Regions from separate parts of the Homo sapiens genome. Here region 2 is linked to region 1. A link is a loop called in an ENCODE intact Hi-C map of the cell type or tissue named here. Cell type or tissue: upper lobe of right lung. All regions are shown on one strand. Links, peaks and the distances in the headings refer to the core of each region. The heading gives the core; the rest is flanking DNA. Region 1 has its middle 33 kb from the start of ENPP6. Region 2 has its middle 11 kb from the start of LINC02427.

Region 1 (2,915 bases), core at 293-2,792:
CAGTTACCCTGATGCGATGAATACCTCATGTACCTCATAAACTTATGTACCTACTATGTACCCCAAATTAAAATTTTTTTAAATGCAACTATATGCCACTTATAAGTATTGTTTAAAATGTAAGGCTATGTTGGTAACATTGAAAATAAAAAGGTAGGAAAAGCCACAGCATATAGATTCTAAACAAAAGTCAACAGGCATGGCTATATGAACATCTGGCAAAATAGAGTTTAAGGAAAAATCATAACTAGAGATAAGGAGAAGCCGTAATGAAAAGACGAGATTTCAGAACACCTCTCCAAGTAATTGATAGTTCAAAATCATTGAAGATGCATATTTTAACAGCATAATCAACAGGAATAATCTTATGGATAGATACTGAACATTGCACCAAATGCACAGATAATTCATATTTTTTCCAAGTATACATGGAATAGCTATGAAAAATAGACCATAAAATAACAAATTTCAAAATTGGTATCATACAACCAATATCCTCTGGTCATAGCTAATTAAGTTTTAAATCAACATTAAAAGGTAAGTATATAATTACTTTTCTAATAATAACATAAAGATCTGTCATACGCAGCATTAAACTAAAGTCATTCCACGTCATCCTTACTGAGTTCTCTCTGTGGTCCCTGTGTTCCTAAGTTGGCTATTTGGCATCGTGGCTGATTTTTGTGCATACAGCCTTAATTAGACGCACATGATTACCATATTAGACATTTTACCTCATTGGAAGCAACCTCTTTAGTACAGAAGTCGCATATTGTACACTCTGAGGTGTCAGGAGCATATCTGGTGACCGGGAACCCAGAACTCTCTAACAGAGAAAATGAATCCTCATTCCCAGTTTGGAGCAATCTTAGATGACATTTGGTTTGAACACGCCTTGTCTAGGTAAGCAATGCCCACCGTTTTAGATCCTACATGCAGCACTTAGAGACTTCGAATTTTGGAGATTCTATGTTTTTACATAGTGTCAGTTCTGATCACTTATTGGCCTTTCTTTCCACGAAGTAGGCTTCAAAGATAGAGAAGATTGTTTAAAATGTTACAGCGTCGATGGCTGGGTTAAAAAAAAAAAAAAAAGACCTTGGTCTGAATGGCACTTGTTACTATGGAAGTATGAGCCCTGAAGATGCTGGGGAAAATTGTCCATTGAGGTCTGCACGGAGCACAAGGGCAGGCATGATCCCCTTCATTTTCGACCTGTTAGGTCAGCCCTGAATACCAATTTTTTTTTTTTTTGAGACGGAGTTTCACTCTTGTTGCCCAGGCTGGAGTTCAATGGCGCGATCTCGATTCACCGCCACCTCTGCCTCCCGGGTTCAAGCAAATCTCCTGCCTCAGCCTCCCGAGTAGTGGGGATTACAGTCATGCGCCACCAAGCCCGGCTAATTTTTTGTATTTTTAATAGAGACAGGGTTTCTCCATGTTGGTCAGGCTGGTCTCGAACCCCTGACCTCAGGTGATCCGCCCTCCTCGGCCTCCCAAAGTACTGGGATTACAGGCGTGAGCCACCGTGCCCAGCCTGGATACTGTTGTTAAACACAGTGTTTTCCTCCATCTATACCCACAAACGTGCAAAATGGCCTCAGTTCTTCAAAGAGCTGTCTCCCTCTAGTGGCCAAAGATTAAAAAAAAAAAAGAACCCTGCAAGGGACTGGAGTCACTAAGGACATAAAACCTTTACACCTTTGCAGGGAATATAGAAAGAGTCCTTGAATTTGGAGGTATCACTGTAGCATATAATTTCATAAGTCCCCTCATTATGAATCTGGGAAGGATTATGTCAATTTCAAAGGGTTACTGTGAGAACTAATCTGAGTATCACTAAATGAGATCAGCAACGAGGTGTTGAGACGTTACAACTGGGAGGTTGGCAAGGTGTTGAGACGTCACAACTGGGAGGCTTACTCGCTAGTACCTTACTGGCTTTGGCACAAGCGTTTAGAAGTAAAACGGCGAGCAATGACAAATCATGCACCTTCATTGTCACTCCCAGATAGCTGAAGACATGGACTTCAGCTGTTGAGACCATAAATGTCAAAGGTATCCTGACAAACTGGAGCTGCCCCGTGGTAGACGTAACGATATGGCTCCCATGACTGGAGGAACACCAGGGTCCTTAGTCTCGCGCCAGTTTGAATAAAACGACGCGGACACATGTGGAGTGGTTTTAAGGAGTGGAGAATTTAATAGGCAAGAAAGAAGGAAGAGGCTCCCCCTGTACAGAGACAGATGGAGGGATCTCCAAGCCGAAAGAGGGAACCCTGGGTGTGGTGGAAAACCCCCAGTTATATGAGGAGGCTGGAGGAGGCGGTGTCTGATTTGCATAGGGCTCAGGGATTGGTTTCACTAGGCATGTCATTCACATAGCCCAGTGGAAAAAACTGGCCTTCCCATCCTAGTCCTTTGATATGCAAATGCAGGGCCCCCTGATGTTCTACACACGTAGGTATATGTGGGGGCGGCCATGTTGCCAGGCACATAGGGGGCAAGAAGAAGACAGTGGGAATTGCCATGTTTGGGTGGACCCAGTTTCTAACAGCTGGCATTTGTGTATCAAAGCTTGCCCCCCAACTCCCATACTAAGAGTTGGGGCTTTCCTGCTAGACAAGAAATGTTTCTGGAGCTGCTTTAAAAGGAAAAAAAAAAAACTTCCCAAGGACCCCTCTTCCTCTCTGCCTAAAATAATTTCTTAATAACTCCTAAAACAATTATGGCCCCTCAAAAGTGTTCACGTCCTATCCCTAGAGCCTGTAGATGAAGTAGGTTCCATGAAAAGGGAGAATTAAAGTAGCAGATGGAATTAAAGTTGCCATAGGATTATCCTGGATTATTGGGGTCCATCCAGGGGAATCACAAGGGCCCTGAATGTGGAAGAGGGAAGGAGAAGAGGAGGTCAG
Region 2 (2,915 bases), core at 257-2,756, 300 kb after region 1:
TGTTGAGAGGAAGCAACAAATGTGAAAGATCAAGGCAGAACACAGAGCATTTCTGAGGAAGTCTGTCGCGCCCACTGTTTTGACAGGCTCTGGAAGCCCAGCTTTGCCTAGCCCAGGGCAAGTACAGTACTCTAGGAAGTAGTACTCGGGTGGGGCTGTTGGTAGCCGGGGGTGGTCATCTGATTACCAGGGAAATGCAGAGTTTATTTTATCTAATTACCAGGGAACTGCCTGAGAGATTTCATCTGTCATAATTCTAAACAATGCTGAGGAGACTTTATCTTTACAGTTTCCAGTGTAAAGGCCAGAGGATGCTGGTTGTTGAGAGTGGTGAGGGGGACATAAGCGTACATTATTCAGTTTTGTCTGATTTTGTATACACTTGAAAATCCCCTTAATAAAAAGCAGCACCAAAGCCAGGAGCAATGGTGTGCACCTGTGGTCCCAGCTACTCGGGAGTCTGAGTGGGGAGGATGGCTTGAGCCCAGGAATTCCAGACCAGCCTGGGCAACATAGTGAGACCCACCTCTAAAAAACCAGCAACAAACAAAAAACAGAAAAACCAAAACAAATTTTTTTTTTTTTTGAGACGGAGTCTGGCTCTGTCTCCCAGGCTGGAGTGCAGTGGCGCCATCTCGGCTCACTGCAAGCTCCGCCTCCCGGGTTCACGCCATTCTCCTGCCTCAGCCTCCCGAGTAGCTGGGACTACAGGCGCCCGCCACCACGCCCGGCTAATTTTTTGTATTTTTAGTAGAGACGGGGTTTCACCGTGTTAGCCAGGATGGTCTCGATCTCCTGACCTCATGATCCGCCCGCCTCGGCCTCCCAAAGTGCTGGGATTACAGGCGTGAGCCACCGCGCCCGGCCCCAAAACAAATAATTTTAAAAGAAACAAAAATTTAAAAAACAACTAACAACCAGGAATAACCCTCTCCTTTGAGAACCCCAATACCACCTCACAATACACATAATCATGAGAATCTGTATTAAGGGTTTCTCACCCTTAATACAGGAAGTTGCCATACAAAAGGAAGTATGCAGACGTCGCTCTGTGTCTCTTAAAGTTCCAACGTTTCCTTACTCATAAATGACAAAGAGTGCTCTTCAGATTGACACATCAGGTTGCAGCTCTTCTCTGCTTGAAATCCCTCTGTAGCTTTTCAAGGTAGTGTCCCCTCCTTCGAAGGGAACAGCAGCTCCTTTGTGACCAGGATCCAGCACACGTTTCGTCTCCTATTTGTACTCTCCGGCTCTTGTGTGCTGGTCTTCTCCCTCCAGCTCCAGGGAATGATGTGCGTTTTCCTGGCATTTGCCTTCTGCCTCTTTCCTGGATCCGGGCTGTTTCCACTTCCTCCCCTCCCCACTCCCACGCCCCTGCCCATCACCTACTCATCCTGCAAGTCTGACCTGAAGCCCTGCCTCTTGTGCAAGATCTCCGGACCCTCAGCAGAGACCTCCCTCCATGCTCCTGTTGCAGGACTTTCCCTTAGTTCAGCTGCAAGATCTCCGGACCCTCAGCAGACCTCCTTCCCTGTTCCTGTTACAGGACTTTCCCTTAGTTCAGCCAACCACGGGGTCCTTGTCCGTCCCACGGCCACGAAAATGTAGGCTTGCAGACGGTTTGAAGGGTGAGTAAAGCAGGGTTTTATTGGGTGAAAAGGAAAAAAGGGAGGAAAAGGGACCCTCTGCGAAGCCAGAGTCCCTGCTGGTGCCCTTCCTGTCTGCCAATTTGAATCCTAGATTCCACCCAGAAAGAGGTGGGGCCGGGCTCCTCCCCAGTGCGAAGGGCGTGAACTTGCCGAGGGTCCACCCCGGTGCACAGGCCGGTTGGAGATTGCTGTCTCACTCCCATTGTACATAGTCATTACCTCTCATTGTTTCTATTTTTTCCCTCTGAGAGAGGTGAGCCTCTTAAATGCAGGAGTGATTTTATCTTTTTGTCTTCCCAGTGCATGGCACATAGTTGATTTTTTGTTTTTTTTTTTCCTGAGACAGGGTCCAGCTCTGTCGCCCAGGCTGGAGTGCAGTGGCGCAATCTCGGTTCACTGCAGCCTTCACCTCTAGGCTCAAGTGATCCTCCCACCTCAGCCTCCCAAGTAGCTGGGACTAGAGGCATGCACCACCGCACTTGGCTAATTTTTGTATTTTTAGTAGAGATGGGCTTTCGCCATGTTGCTCAGGCTGGTCTCGAACTCCTGAGCTTGAGTGATCCACCTGTCTCAGACTCCAAAAGTGCTGAGATTACAGATGTGAGCCACCGCACCCAGCCAAAAACACAAATAAGTGTATTAATAGTGTGAGGCATTGCAAAATATTGCTGAGAATACAGTTCACTAGTATCATCATCATAGAGCACAAAACAAATTCTGATATTATTAAGAATATCAGCCAGGTGCAGTGGCTCACGCCTGTAATCCCAGTACTTTGGGAGGCTGAGGCAAGCAGATCACCATGTTGAGAGAGAGACCATCCTGGCCAACATGGTGAAACCCCGTCTCCACTAAAAATACAAAAATTAGCTGGGTGTGGTGGCACACACCTGTAATTCCAGCTACTCGGGAGGCTGAGGCAAGAGGATTACAGCCAGGCATGGTGGCTCACACCTGTAATCACAACACTTTGGGAGGCTGAGGCAGGCAAATCACGAGGTCAGGAGTTCGAGACCAGCCTGGCCAACATGGTGAAACTCTGTCTCTACTAAAAATACACAAATTAAATGGGTGTGGTGGCGGGCGCCTGTAATCCCAGCTACTTGGGAGGCTGAGCAAGGGGAACCATTTGAGCCCAGGAGGTGGAGGTTGCATTGAGCCGAGGTGACAGGGTGAGACTCCATCTCCAAAAAAAAAAAAAAAAAAAGAATATCGTAGCTCTAACACATACATAGAAAACTCATTCTATTAGAAATTAAATTATAC

Evidence for each region. Peaks named below come from ENCODE experiments on the same cell type or tissue, not always from the same donor. Only the 100,000 strongest peaks of a DNase experiment are listed, where the experiment ranks them.
Region 2: it touches region 1 in a loop (3-fold over the local background); 91 of 110 quality-filtered maps call a loop at or near these places.

Annotation. Positions count from the first base shown.
Region 1 is chr4:184,249,402-184,252,316 of GRCh38, forward strand. No RefSeq gene overlaps it. Among named protein-coding and RNA genes, the nearest start is that of ENPP6, 33 kb to the left of the region's middle. In upper lobe of right lung, for the core only: a CTCF peak has its summit at 1,640 (motif pointing left); no DNase peak of the experiment used is centred there.
Region 2 is chr4:184,547,457-184,550,371 of GRCh38, forward strand. No RefSeq gene overlaps it. Among named protein-coding and RNA genes, the nearest start is that of LINC02427, 11 kb to the left of the region's middle. In upper lobe of right lung, for the core only: no CTCF peak of the experiment used is centred there; a DNase peak (open chromatin) is centred at 1,762; H3K4me3 peaks cover 761 bases.